Regions from separate parts of the Mus musculus genome. Here region 1 is linked to region 2. Evidence: chromatin contacts called from ENCODE Hi-C or POLR2A ChIA-PET data. All regions are on one chromosome and are shown on one strand. The core of a region is the stretch at or near the end of the contact, and the rest is flanking DNA. Distances in the headings are between cores, read along the strand shown. Region 1 holds the start of Dcaf13 (DDB1 and CUL4 associated factor 13). Region 2 holds the start of Fzd6 (frizzled class receptor 6).

The links. Hi-C counts contacts between places; a loop is a spot of excess contacts on that map. ChIA-PET counts read pairs that join two places held with the same protein, here RNA polymerase II (POLR2A).
Region 1: a map of heart shows a loop between it and region 2 (5-fold over the local background). The contact joins the promoter of Dcaf13 here to the promoter of Fzd6 in region 2. A Hi-C loop is called at or near these places in 1 of 37 maps with a recorded cell type or tissue (heart). POLR2A ChIA-PET finds 5 or more read pairs at or near these places in 2 of 5 experiments (Patski and embryonic stem cell).

Annotation. Positions count from the first base shown.
Region 1 is chr15:39,110,396-39,117,363 of GRCm38, forward strand. Dcaf13 (DDB1 and CUL4 associated factor 13) reads left to right here and starts at 2,479. Exons shown (of 11, transcript NM_198606.2): 1 at 2,479-2,656. The coding sequence starts at 2,587. Slc25a32 (solute carrier family 25, member 32) reads right to left here and starts at 2,321. Exons shown (of 7, transcript NM_172402.3): 1 at 1,953-2,321. The coding sequence starts at 2,106.
Region 2 is chr15:39,004,226-39,012,163 of GRCm38, forward strand. It overlaps Fzd6 (frizzled class receptor 6), which reads left to right and starts at 2,055. Exons shown (of 7, transcript NM_001162494.1): 1 at 2,055-2,207; 2 at 3,000-3,338. The coding sequence starts at 3,162. Gm26704 (a long non-coding RNA gene) reads right to left here and starts at 2,844. Exons shown (of 2, transcript XR_875317.3): 1 at 1,837-2,844; 2 at 1-191.

The DNA of each region.
Region 1 (6,968 bases), core at 1,229-3,728, 110 kb after region 2:
TGAACCCTTTCCTTCCCAGGGTGCTTTCGTCATGGTGTGTTATCTCAGCAATAGAAACCCTAACTAAAACACCGACACAACCTTTCACTGTTCATCTTCCTCAGTTCTTCCTTTCGCCATTCAGTCAAACTGCCGGCTTTACCACTACACACGCTTGCTCTGCTGTGGGAAGGACTTCAACTAGGAGTTACTATCTACCCTTAATCCCTTATTCTGTAACTAACCACTTTATCTACCCTACAAGTTTCCAATACTCTTCTCACGCTAAGGTAATGAATCTTCTCAGGTACCAAGAACTGCCTTTCCTCAAACTAGTCAGCTCTGTAGCACTGTCCAAATCCCAACCTGGCCAACCCTCAGTTTCAGCGCCTCATCTTCTGCTCCTAGAGAAAGCTGTGTCAGAGGGACACCAAGCCACAGACCTTCATCTCAAGAAGTCCAAGACTATCTATTCACATTCAAGTCACTGTTAGCAGGGACTTAGAGGTGCTACGGGGAGAGGGTAAGTGCAGGGTAGTTTCAGAGTGAAAGTGCTGAACCCAAACCTCAGATTGCTATTTACCATCTTGTGACTTGGACAACTTACTCAACCCCTACCATTATCAGCTTCATAAAGGTCATAATAAATGCCTATTATACATTCAATCAAAGTTAGTTATCAATGTTTGCAACTATTATAACAATTATTTATAGTTGCATATCAAACTCCATGGAATTATTTCTCTGCGGTGTCTTTTCTAGAATACACTCCACAGGTACCACACATTCTCCACCACGGAATGTCTTGTCTCCTCTAGCTGTCAAAATATTAATCCTGTTGAGGACTTTAATATGGAACCTTTACAGATACATACAAGCCACCTATGTTTATTTTTTTAATATTTACTTTATCATTTCATATTTCATATGTGCCCCTGGGTGGGTATGTGCATGTGCTGGCAGAGTCCAGAGATGTTAGGTTTCCTTGAAGCCAGAATTATAGACAGTTGGGAGCCACCTGCTCAAAGTGGGTGCTGAGAACTCAATGTGGGTCCTGTGGAAAGGCTAAGTCATCTCTCCAGCCCCAGCTTTCCTTATATAGTCTTTTTATATAGCCTATTTGTGCTCTTATTTTGTATTTGAATTTATTCTACTTAGCAACTGATTTCATGTTGTGTAGAATCCTTTTATATATCTTAGGGTAATTACATTTTTAAGTTTCCTAACGATAAGAAACTGTTGGTACTTCTTAGTTCGACTCCACTGTTCAACATTAAGACACATACATCAAGTAAATCGAATAAAATTAGAATGCTCTACTAAATCCATCTCTAAAGATTTGATTTTCTGGAAAAATTTAGTTTGTAATAAATGAAATAACAGAAATGGTTTCTAAATAGTTACCAAGGCTCACCTATGTAATGCAACTTGGTATTAATTCCTAAAATGCCGTGCTAATTTCCATATACTTAATTCACACTTTAATACAGTTATTTAGAGTGTAGAAGCTCCTCCTTCCTTCACCAGACAATGCATATTTTTAAATACTGCAAACTAAAGAAACTTTAGTGAATATTTTAATCCCAAACTATGACCTTACTCTCCGAAGGTGACAAAGCACCGGCTCACACACTTGTACTTTCGTCTGACTTTATACAGCCAAACACGTGGCTGCCCTAAGACTTCAAATTACCCCAAAGAGTGAATGACTCGTGAACATGAGGGTCAAATGTGACAACCTCCTTTCTCTCAAACTTCACCCACTTTCCCTATCCTTTATGGTTAGGAGACACAGGGAAAGCCGGGGTCCCCTTCCTAAATCCTAGCTCCAGGTAACGCAGGGTGCACAGCATCATCTTAGGGGCTCTCCCCCTTGTAGTAGAGTCTGGGGAGACTAATGTCTCTTCTGCGTGTAAGTGCTTCGCTGGGGCTGGCAGCAAGGGAAGCCGCCCGGGACGTGGGCAGGCTCTTACCAGCGAAGCGGATCTTCACGAGGTCGAGCGGGTGCAGCGCCAGGTTGGACAAGACCCCGCCACTCACGCCAGCCACCAGGTTCTCGTACCGGACGTGGCGGAACACCGCGCTCCACGCCGCCGACCCGGCAGCCGACTGGCCCTGGCCTGTCATGGGCTCCGGGTTCGTCGACACTACGGCGTCCAGCGCCGCCGACGTGGGGCGTGATGTAGTGGCCGCCACCGTGGCGACTGTCGCGGCCCGGGGCCTGGAACCGCAGGACGCGAGCCCACTTCCGGGACCGGAGCCCGGGACGCTGCTGCAGGCAAGTCACACCCGCGGCAAAGCGGGGAGTAGGAGAAACCTCAGAGCGGAGCTTGCTTAGCCCCGCCCAGCAGGCCTGGCCCCGCCCACAGCTGCGCGCGCTCGCCCTCGGGTCAAGACGCGAGCGACAGCTGAAGGACCGCCCCCTCCAGCTCCTAGCCGGAGAGACTACGGAACGCCGCGAGGTCCAGCTGAGCCATCCGGCTGCCACTCTGCGGAGCCACGTGACAGGAAGCCCGCGGAAGGCGGAAGTAGTGTGTCTGCGTGCTGGCCCCGGTAAGTCGAGCCCGGTTTAAAGGCTCGTGGAGTCCGACACCCAGAGCCGCCAAGATGAAGGTGAAAATGCTGAGCCGAAACCCTGACAACTATGTCCGCGAAACCAAGCTGGACATACAAAGAGGTGAGAGGAACTGGAACAGAGGAAGGGGCCTCCTCCCGGATTCTTTGGGTCTGGCCAGCTTTCGAGCAGTAAAAGGGGCGGGAGGCCAGCGCTCTGGTCTCGGTTTCCCTCTCCGCCTAGGCGGCTGCGTCCACACGGGGCTGGTGAGGATCAGAACTGCAGATGGCACATACCTCTACGTCCTTTGTGAGAATTTTCCTCTAGTGGGAAGTAGTTACGTATACACGCCTTTAATCCCAGCACTTGGGAGGCAGAGGCAGGCGGATTTCTGAGTTCAAGGCCAGCCTGGTCTACAGAGTGAGTTCCAGGACAGCCGGGGCTACAGAGAGAAACCCTGTCTGCGTTACTAAAGGTTCTCTCTCCTCCCCCTAGCATTGCTAACGTGTGGTATATGGCCCCCCCCCCCAGCTCCCAAGGTGTTTTACATGGTAATAATTTCTTTTCTTTTTTTTTTTTTTGGTAATATTTCTTAAATGAAAAGTAGATTTGTCCCCAGAGTTTGACGTTAATTATTTTGAATCTTTGAACCTCATTACTTTTTTTTTTCTTCCACTTTCACCAAACAGTGCATTGCTGGATGGAGCTGTCATGGTTTATAGTGCTTGGCCCAGGGAGTGGCCTTGTTGGAGTAGGTGTGTCACTGTGGGTGAGAGCTTTAATACCCTAGTCCTAGCTGCCTAGCAGAAAGTATTCTCCTAGCAGCCTTCAGATGAAGCTGTAGAACAACTCTCAGCTCCTCCTGCACCATGCCTGCCTAGATTTTACCATGTTCTCACCTTGATGATAATGGACTGAACCTCTGAACCTGTAAGCCAGCCCCAACTAAATGTTGTCCTTATAAGAGTTGCCTTGGTCGTGGTGTCTGCTCACAGCAGTAAAACCCTAACTAAGACAGTGGCTTACGTTACCCTTGCCAATGTGGGTGCATTTCAGGCTTTGTCTTGGAGCTATACTTATGTACGTATCTTTACATACTTATCCCTACAAGTGCCCTCCATCCTGCGCATCAGTGTCCTCTTCTGTGTTTTCAGTACACATTGTTTGGATTTGTCAGTGCTTATCACATTATCTCATGGTTCATGCTGATTAGCAGGCTTTCCTATCAGCTTGAAAAGAGAGGAAAGAATCCTATTCCTATATGCAGTGTTTAGACAATAACTCACATAAATAGCTACTTTGTAAGTATCGGAATGAATGAATGAATGGGTGACAGCTGGGACACAGAATCTTATGCTAGGAGATACAACTCTACTTTATAGTAACATCTTTTTTCAACAGTATCTCCCTATTTTTATTTATTTATTTATTTGTGTTGTTTTGTTTTTGTTTTTTCGTTTTTCTCGAGACAGGGTTTCTCTGTATAGCCCTGGCTGTCCTGGAACTCACTTTGTAGACCAAGCTGGCCTCGGAACTCAGAAATCCACCTGCCTCCGCCTCCCAAGTGCTGGGACTAAAGGCGTGCGCCGCCACCACCACCCGGCTATTTTTATTTTTATAATAGAAATATAATAGCAAAACAGAAAATAAAATTTTTGGAGTGCTTTAAAATATAAAGCAAGAAACACATCTGTTATATTTTATTTAGTGTTATTTCCTTGTAAGTTTTCTGCAGGATTTAAATTCTGGGTAAGTACTGGTGAAGCTTTATTGTTGAAATATCCTCGATAGTTCTGATGTGTCTAGTTAATGTGTAAGAGCACCTTACACAAATATATGTGGTTTTATATGAGTTTTAAGCTATCATACCCAGCGCTTATGATGTATGGCAGGTGCTGCACTAGTGTTAGTTGCTTCTGTGTGACTAGATGAGGGAAGTTGGAAGTGGATACAGCGATTATGATTTAGAAGATAAAATGAATATTTTCAAGGGGTGTGAGGTTTGGGTAGATGTGGGTGAAGGTTAAGTCCTGCTAGAAAGGCTGCTGCATAGGAGGAAATGCAAGGTGGGTTAGGTGACAGGGAGTGAAGGTGCTTGAGCTGAGCTCCAGGAAGTACCCGAAGCTGATGAGACAGCGAGACTGAATTATAGAAGACCATAAGGGGGCTTGAACTTAGTTCTCTACCTCTACAAGTAGGTGTTTAGATGCTACATTACAATACAGGGATACAGTTAGAACATCAGTGTGGATTTTCTATCTTTAAAAACAAACAAACAAACAACCCAACTGAACCAAGCTTGGTGGTTCAAGCCTTTAATTCCAGTACTCCAGAGACAGAGGCAGACAGATCTCTGAGTTCCAGCCTAGCCTGGTCTACATAGTGAGTTCCAGGCCAGCCAGGGATACATAGTGGACCCTGTTTACAGACAAACATGGCCCTCTAATACCTGTTTATGTGATATCTAATGAACTTACAGCCTCATTTCAGCCGTATGTTGTGTTTCCGGGGAAGAATAGTGTTGACAAGGGGGGACTGGCTTCTGCCTTTAGAATAGTGTAGTATATTACAGCCTACATCTGTTGTGTGGTATAGTGATTTATAGAAGGAAAGGTAAGATTGTAAAAACATTTGTTGTAGCAGAAGTACCTTGACTTAATTATGGCAAAGTTCTAAGAATGACCTAACTATGAATTGTTTCTGAAATTGTTAAGCTTTTCTGTAGTTATGAATATTAAATAGCATGCTTTCTCTTTTGACTTTTAAAAGAAAATAAAGTATATAATCTATTCCAAGTTCTTTTCCCCCTTTTATTTGTTTTTGAGACAGGTGTGTTTTTGTTTTTTATTCTTTAATCTTTTTTTACAGTCCAGACTTCATCCCCCTCCCAGCCCACCCTCCAACATCCCACACCCTGCCTCCTCTGCAAGAGGATGTCGCTGCTCCACCCCAACCCCATCAGACCTCCCTACTCCCTGGGGCCCAAGCCTCTGCAGTGTTAGGTGCATCTTCTCTGACTGAGTCCAGACCCAGCAGTCCTCTGCTCTATATGTGTTGGGGGCCTCATATCGCTAGTGTATGCTGCCTGGTTGGTGGCTCAGTGTCTGAGAGATCTCAGGGGTCCAGGTTAGTTGATACTGCTGGTTTTCTTATGGGGTCGCCCTCCTCAGCTCCTTCCAGCTTTTCCCTAATTCAAACACAGGGGTCACCAACTTCTGTCCATTGGTTGGGTGTAAATATCTGCATGTGACTCTTTCAGCTGTTTGTTGGGGCTTTTGGAGAGCAATCATGATAGGCCCTTGTTTGTAAGCACACCATAGCATCAGTAATAGTGTCAGGCCTTGGGGCTTCCCCCTGAGCTGGATCTCAATTTGGGCCTGTCACTGGACCTCCTTTTCCTCAGGCTTTTCTCCATTTTTCTTCCTGTAGTTCTTTTAGGCAGGAGCAATTCTGGGTAGGAGTTTTTGACTGTGGGATGGCAACCCCATCCCTCAACTTGATGCCCTGTCTTTTTACTGGAGGTAGACTTTCTCCATCATAGTTCCCTCTCTCCATCATAGGGCATTTCGTCTAAGGTCCCTCCCTTTGAGTCCTGAGAATCTCTCACCTCCCAGGTCTCTGGTACATTCTAGAGGGTCCTCCCACCCCTTACCTCCCTAGGTTGCCTGTTTCCATTCTTTCTGCTGGCCCTCAGAGCTTCAGTCCTCTGTCTAGACTGGAATTTTCTGTATGGACCACTGGCCTTAAGCTTCTACAAATGCACCTGCCTCTGCCTCAAGAGCACTGGGATTAAAGGTTTGTAGCACCAGTGCAGCTTTTCCAAGTCCATTTTAATGATAAGTGAGGAAATTGCTTTAAAAAAAAACAAAAAACTGTGCTGTTCAGAGATTCTTTTGAAAATCCATGCTTGGAAATGTGTTTTCTAGTTAAAAACTCTTGTACTGAACATGTTGTTTATTAATGATGATGTAGTTTGTCTACAAGAAAATTTTTGGAAACAGCATGACCTACCTTCTTTTAATTATTAAAGTATCAGTTGGAGAAACAGCTGTTGATATCACAGGAGATCAAACATTTCTAAACACACTTTAAAAATAGCTTTTGCAAACCTGATGGAAATGACCGAAAAGTAAATGTACTAAATAAATATTGCCAGCTCAAGAGCTGTTGATGTCAGTGTGAACAGCTTTCCTATCCCCGGATCTGCTTAGTTTTGCCAGGTGTAGTCAGTTCTCACTTTGTTCAGCACTATATGAACTAAACCAGTGAGAGGGTCACCATGACTGCAGTCACCTGTACACCACAGAAAACCATGCCAGCAAGACCTCAGTTGCTGTCTGCCAGCATCCCATTAACATAGCACTACGCGGAAATCAGTGAAGCTTTCTCCACTAAAACCAGATGTTAAGACACATTTCTCCAAATGTGTTGAATT
Region 2 (7,938 bases), core at 805-3,304:
TGTTTGGAAATAGTTCTTTGGGGCGATTCCAGTCTTTGTAGTCAGGGTCTCAGTAGTTCAGGTCACACAGATCAGCAGAGTAGCTCCATCCACTGGCATCCACCACCCACAAATCAGCAACGGCAGTTCATGCAGAAGAAACCTCCAGCCTTGCCAGCCAGTCCGAGTCAGCAGAAGTGGCAAGAAGCCACCTGAATATCAAGAAAAGTTTTGTGGTGTGTTTGTCTCTACAAAGTCATGACAAACCATGATCAGTGAAGAAGGCAAGGTGAACCAACGCACAACAGTGCCCACTGCCTGTTGGGTTATACTTATCCCCTTCCCTGACATCACATGCCCTCTTAAGCACCTGCCCCAGCAAAACATCACATGTCCCCTTTACGGGCAGCTTTCAGAAAACCACCAAGCGTCTCATCTTAGCAAAACAATCGCTCATGAGATGTTTCCAGAAAAACATCACATGACACAACTGAGTCTCCAAAGAAACTAGAAATTTCCACTTCATTTGTGGATTTCAAATTAAAATGCTGCTACCTGGTTCTGGTATTCTAGCCTAATCAGAGAAATGTTCACAAATACTTTTCTTCTTCTGTATTTCAACCAACAGCTCTCACTTTGTATTCCAGGCTGACATTCAGTTCGCTCTGAAACCTCGGTTGGTCTTGAATTTGAGATCCTTCTGTCTTGGCCTTTCAAGTACTGCAATTCCAGGCCTGTGCCACCACACTCAGCTGAGATATATTCCTTCTATATAGAAACTTAACATTTTTCTGAGAAATATTCTTCCCACGTAGAAGGTTAATTTTCTACATAGAAAACATCTTACATAGAAACCCATTTTTCAATACATAAACTGTCTGACTTTTAATAATATTAAGATTAAGACAATTAGTATTAACATTTCTTTAACATGGTCTCGTCCTTTACAGTTGTCCTAAGCTTTTTTTTGTTTAGTTTTGTTTTCAAGGCAGGGTTTCTCTGTGTAGCCTAGCTGTCTGGGAACTCAAAGGTCTGCCTGCTTCTGCCTCCTGAGTGCTGGGACTGAAGATGTGTGCAACCATGACCGGCTTGTCCTAAGTTTTTTGATAAAGCTGGGAAAGAGTTCTCCAAAATTCATCTCTAGTTGATGTTTCCAGATTTCAAATCTTGTCTGGTTATTCGGTGGTGTCCCAAGTACTGAAATGTGACATTTTTCAGCAGCACAGTGATTCAGCTAACAGCAGTCTCCATTTAAAAGTTATTTTACAGGCTGGGACTGTAGCTTAACATAGTAGGCATGCTAGTACCAGTATGCACAAGACCCTGGGTTCTATCCCCATTAGGAACAAGAAGAAGAAGAAAAGAGGAAGAAGAGGAGGAGGAGGAAAGAAGAAGAAAGAAGAAGAAGAAGAAGAAGAAGAAGAAGAAGAAGAAAAAGAAGAAGAAGAAGAAGAAAGAAAGAAAGAAAGAAAGAAGAGAAGACACTTTGTGTTTGCCAACAAGTTCCTTTGTACCTCATACCAGAGTCCTACATATCAGGCATTATTGAATGTAAAGGACTCAAAAATTAGTAACCATTCTTGTATTCATTTATCATGTCTACATAGAGAGGACTCTACACATCCCCACGCCCCTTTTTGGTAATTTATCTGAAGTGATGGTGGCAGAGCTGGTTCTCAAAACCACGTTGACTAAAGCAGTTAACTTTCTGTGGGGCTTTTGCAGCAGTAAAGCTGTAGAACCGGCCGAAGCTGGCACCTGCCGTTCAAGGTGGTGGCCAGACTCCCCGAGTTAATAGGCTTTTCAGCCAAGAACTCAGGAAGTTCCTCGCTAACTCTGATCTCAGCTACCACTCACTACAGAGCAGATCCCCGCGGCTAAGGCTCCTCGCTTCCAGAACGGAAAGTGTGCTCTGCAGGGCACTTCCCCAACGGCCTGGGTCTCACGCCTGGGTCCGCGGTGCGAGCGGAGGCGACAGCTCGGCGGCCCCCGCACCGCGGCCGGCTGGGCTGGGCGGGGCGCAGGGCCGGTCCCGCCGCCGCGAGCCCCAACCTGCCCGCCCGACCTGGCGGCGCAGTCTCGCGGGATCGCCCAGCTCTCGCTCCCCGTTGCGGCCCCGGAGGCGGTCGAGGCCCGGACGCTGCCCCCCACCGAAAGCTCGCCCCGGCTGTCTGGGGTGGCGGGGCCGCGCGACGCCGAGGGACAGCCACCTTCCTCTGCCGCCCGAGGTGAGGCGTCCCCGGCCCGACGGGGCGGGCGGGCAGCGGCCGGGATCGGAGCCGCAGGTGCGTCGCCTCGGAGTCCCACGCAACTCCTGGAAAGTGACTCTGGGTCCCCGCAGGCCGGGGACGGAGCTGCTCGGCTGCAGGCCGGGAACAGGTGCCCGACGCGGGACCCCGGGGGCTCAGGGGAGCCTCCCGCAGTCCCCATGAGCTGACCGTGGAAGGTTTGCGCTGGGTGGAATTCGGGGTACAGGGGGCACGGGGTGAGCGCGTTGAAGGGGAAAGTGCTGGAGGTGAAGAAGCGCAAAGGAGTCACCACCCAGGCCCACTCTTCCTAGGGGGACCTCGCTCAACCCCAGCAGACTGATTTTCGCCTTTGCGAAAACAGGAAAGGCACATCCGCAGAAGTCTGCGATTGTAGAGAGAGCTAAAGTTGAAGAACTCTGTCTGGGTCACTTGTCCTCATTTTCCCCATATAGTGAGATGGCCAAGGGGCCCCTAGACCCCCTTTCTTCTAACCACCATCACCCCTTTCCTCGCTCCAACTTGCTTATGCCGTGCCTCCTCTTACCCGGTGTTTTAGACAGTATAACCCTTCATCAGCAGTTCCCTAGAATTGAGGCTTCCTTAGCAAAGTGATACATCCGCGCCCGGGCAGGTGGATATGTCTCTTGCTAGGATGGAATTTTCCACATTTTTTTCTTTCTTTGTAGCATTAGTTACCTAGCATGACATTTGACTTGGATTTGACTTTGTGACGAATGTTACTGATAACACACTTTGGGTTTGTTTTTACAGCAGTTGCCCCAGAATTCATTTTCAGGAAACAGCTTCTATCAAAATGGTACAAAGAATGCAATGAGGAATTTGTACATTTTATCTCTGATTTGAGAATCTTTTTGATGCGGAAAGGAGCATAAGAATAATCCAAGCCATGTGGTAAAATCGGAGTCTGGCAAGATGGAAAGGTCCCCGTTTCTGTTGGCGTGCATTCTTCTGCCCCTCGTAAGAGGACACAGCCTTTTCACCTGTGAGCCAATCACCGTTCCCAGATGTATGAAAATGACTTACAACATGACGTTCTTCCCTAACCTGATGGGTCATTATGACCAGGGGATCGCTGCTGTGGAAATGGGGGTGAGTGGATTTTCATGCCTATATTGAAAATTAGTTTATACGTAGTATTTTTCTCTTAACTATTACTTTTTAATCTTTAAACATAGTTTTTTTCCCAATCATATTTTTTAAAGTAGTTTTGAACATTAAGTTCCCCTCCTCCCGCTGTCATATTTTGTCTACAGTTGGACGGTTAGTTAATTTGCTTATAAAAAGGTTGCATTCATAATGAAGGGTGCTTACAGATAATAAAAATATTTTGCTTTTTTGAATTTGTGTCATTGCTTCTCCAAGACTGTGATTTCTGAATTTTTAAATTTTTAATATTTATTTGTTTGTTTGATTTTTCAAGATAAGGGTTCTTCTCTGTGTAGTCCTGGCTGTCCTGGAACTCACTCTCTAGACCAGGCTGGCCTCAAAACTCAGAGATCCACCGGCCTCTGCTGGGATGTGTGCGCTACCACGCTCGGCCCCAAATTCTGAATTTTTTTAATGGTTGACTGAACATATAATCTATATTGCTTGAGCTAAAATGAAACTTAAATGTTTTTTAAAAGTACTTGTCAAATTCATTTGACTTAGTTTTCCCAAAGCTAATAAATTATTGGAATGTTTTGGCGCTAAAGAGAATGTTTTACTAAAAGGTGACTTTCAGGCATAGCATGTAAGTGTTTTCTTTATATAAGATACTTGCTAAAAGAAAGTCCACTTGTAGGGCGAAGGGCAGTGTGACACTAACAATCGCCTCAGGCGCCTCAGTTACCTGACTCTGGTTTAGAGATATGAAAATGTCCCAGGAGGTGTGGGAAGAAAGAGCTGCCTGTAGAGACAGGAACCTGCCACACAGATCTGCTGGGTTGATAAGTTTCATGAAGAAAAAAAAGACAAGGGTATAGGTTTTGTAATCTTTCCCTAAAAAAGCTGAAGCCAGTAAAGGTTTTTTCCTCAGGTTGTCTCTGAGAGACGAAACTCCTAGAAATATAATCTAGAGAGGGGTTTTAAACTTAACTGTATTTGATCTTGCAGCTTTGAAGGTCTTCCTTTGTCTGCTGGAATAGTTAGTTGTCTGACTACCTCTTTGTAGACAGACTCCTGTCTGGGTTGGGTGGTTTTTAAATACTAAGATATAATTTTAAAAGATGTACAAGTTATAGTGTTTTAATCTTTGAGTAGTTTTTCCCAACTAGTGCAAAACCCCCCTCTTTTTTACCAGATGGGTGGGGCACTGAGGACTGAGCACTGAGCCTCTCAAATACTGCAAGGTCTCGCCCACTCAGCTACATCCTCAGCCCTGCAAGGCGTTCTGTTGAACACTCTACAAAGAATACAGGGAGACTTCCATTGATAAATCAGACCCATAAGTGTATAGTGGATATCATCACGCAATAATTACATTGTTCAGTCTGGCCGCCTCTGATGATAATGTTTTTTAATACATGCTTTAGTAAGGGTTCAGAAAGCATTTTATTTTAATCTGGTTTCCTCTCTTTATAGTAGCTACATACATTTTAGGTTTGAATGCTGACAGTGACCTTAGAAATCCCTAACATTTACACTTAGTGTCCTTAACAGCTGTGGAGCAGATGGCACATCAGCTGTTTTAAAGGGCTCTGAAGGAAGTAATAACTAGTTTGTGTTTCATGCATTATTTTTTTTAAGAACGGGTGTTTCTGTTGTACTTTTTAAAAGCTTTTTGCTGTTGTTGTTGTTTGTTTGTTTGTTTTAACTTACCTAGTTAGCTTCCCAGGTAGTTTCATGTCTGACACCATCAGGAAGGTTTTTGGTTCTGAGTGCGGACAGCACCAGTCTCTTCCTGGTATATGGTCTTCACACACCAAGCTTTGGGGCTGTCCAGGTTTTCTGTTACATTTCCAGTAAATTAGTTTGAAGATAGAGGCTGAAGAATCACATGACGGTTTTGGCAGCCACTTGTTCCTTCCTTCTTTTCTTGTCTTTTTTCAAAGAGTTTTGGTTTTGAGACAGGGTCTTCCTTAGTTGCCCAGTCTGGTTTTGAACAGTCTCGTAGCCCAGGTAGGCCGTGAACTTCAAATCCCCCTTTCATTTCCTTCCCAGTGGCAGGGTCTTTGCCACTAGGGCAGGCTTGCTTTTTTTTTTTTTTTTAATTAACAGGGTCTTCTTGTGTTTCCCAGAACTTCTGTGGCCTGGAACTTGCCATATAGCCTGGGCTGGTTTTGATTTCATGATCCCCCTGCCTCTACACTCTGAGATTATAGGCACTCATCACCCTGCCTACCGCAAATGTACTTTTTCAGCTATCAAGAATTCCATGTAAGTCAAGAGATTTATCTTATTTCTCTTCTAATATTTAATTTATCGTTGTATGTGTGCATATGCATGGTTTGTGTGTGTGTGTGCACAGATGTGCTGTGCACAGTGCCAGTGTGGAGGTCAGAAAACCATGTGTGGGCCTTGGCTTTCTCCTCCCACCGTGAGTCCTGAGGATGTAACTCAGGTTGTCAGGCAAATGACTTCACCCTCTGAGCCGTCTCACCCAGTCCTCCTCTCACTCTTTCTGTGCCTAGGCTTTTGTTTTGTGCTAGCTAGCACTTTTATTGCTACGTTGCTAATCTATGATTAGATTAGATAGGACAATGGCTCTCAAAGTTTAGTTCCTGGGCAGCAGCTTCAGAGCCCATTAGAGACTGTGATTCCTGAGAACAATGCACAGCTGCAGTAACAAACTGTCCCCGTAGATGTGATTGTTAAAGTGGAAGACCCACTAAGTGAACCTTTTCTGTGAAGGGCCACTTACTTTCAGTTTTATAGACCATGCAGTCTCTGACACAGCTATTCACCTTTGCAGTTGTGGCAGGAAAGCTGTCATAGACAGTATGAGTGAATTAATATGGCTGTGTTTTAGTAAAACTTTAATGCATTTGCAAAAATGGGCTGTGGCAGGCTTGTGAGCTGTACTTCACTAAACGTTTAAGTACTTGAAAGTGTTTTACATGGAATAAATAAGCATTATTGCGCATGCTTAGGAGTATGTTACCCAGGATCTATCTTACTTTCCATATGAATTATTTTATTATTTATTTATTTGTGTTGTGTAGGGGGATACAGAGGCCAGACAGAGGAGTATGTTGGCTGTCTTTCTCTATTGCTTTCTACCTTACTGTCTTGAGACAGGGTTTCTCATCGAGCTGGATCTTACTCAAGCTAGGCTGTCTAGGTAGCAAGCCCTTGGGATCTGCCTGTCTGCTCCTGTTGCTGGGATTACAGGGACACACAGCCACACTCAGCTTTTTATGTAGGTGCTGGGGATTTGAACTCAGATTTCCATGCTTGCAACTCTTGCTGCTTATGGTGGTTTGAAAGAGAAGGGCCCCATAGGCTAATGTGTGTGAATACTTGGTCCCCAGTTGGTAAAACTATTTGGGAAGGATTGTGGGTGAGTTTTGAAGTTTAAAAAAACTGGCACATTTTTTCCTCTTTGTCTCTGTCTCTCTCTCACTTTCTCTTGCTCTCTCTCCCTCCCTCTCTCTCTCTGCCACCTACTTGTGGATCAGTATGTGAGCTCTCAGCTACTGCTCCAGCATCTTGCCTGCCTGCCACCGTGCTCCCTTCCATAATGGTCATGGACTCTAACTCTCTGAAACATAAGCCCCAAATAAATTCTTTCTTCTGTTAAGTTTCCTTGGTCATGGTGTTTTATCACAGCAATAAAAAGATCTTATTATATGTCTGTGTCTGGCTTAGAACTTGCTATGTAGACTAAGCTAGCCTTCAACTCATAAAGACCCACCCACCTCTGTCTCTGGAGTGCCGGGATTAAAGGTATGGACCACCACACCCTACTCCATATAAATGTTTAAAGTCAAAGTTATCACGAGTCAAAAGGATCTGACAAGAATATCGTGGTTCTTCAATTTTGCTTCAGAAATTACGTGAAATAAGAAATTTTAGTCCCCACCCCCCATTTTGTAACTCCCTTCATGAGGACATCTGTATTACAAAGAGTTAAGTTCTGACTCTGAATGGAACTTGGCCTTATGAAAAGGATATTGCCCAGTTAACCTGTCCCTGGTGAGAAAGCAAATGGCAGCTGGCTGTCCACTCTGTGTCCTTTGTTTTCTGTCGAGAGCTTCATCTCAGAGCTTAGGAGGTTGACATCCTGTGAGAGGCTGACTTCATACCGTCGAACTGAGGTTGATCCAGGGAAAATGGAAACAGGAATATTGTATTATTCTTTGTTGAGGTCCAGAGTCATGTATTGTGTTTGGACCAGCAGGTGCCCGTGTATCTTTAAACAGTTGAAAGGAAGTAAGCCATAAAACCTTTTCCTTTCCCATGTTCACATGTACTATTAAAGTGTCAATATTCAATTTAAAATAAAAGGGACAGACAGGGAGTGGGTCTATGAATGTCTAAGAGAAACAGGCTTCTGTTGTAAAGTGACTTTTTTAGACATTTGCAGGTTTGTGCCTTTAGAAGAATCCAGAGGACTCTGTCCGGCTGTCATTTACCACCTCTCGTTCTGTGCTTACACCCAGGGCTCTAAAAGAGAGTAGATGTTTAGCTTGATTCAGCTATTTTGTTTTTTAGGGTTTACTGTGTAAAATGGCTGTAGCTATCTCACAAGTAATATAGGAGTCACAGA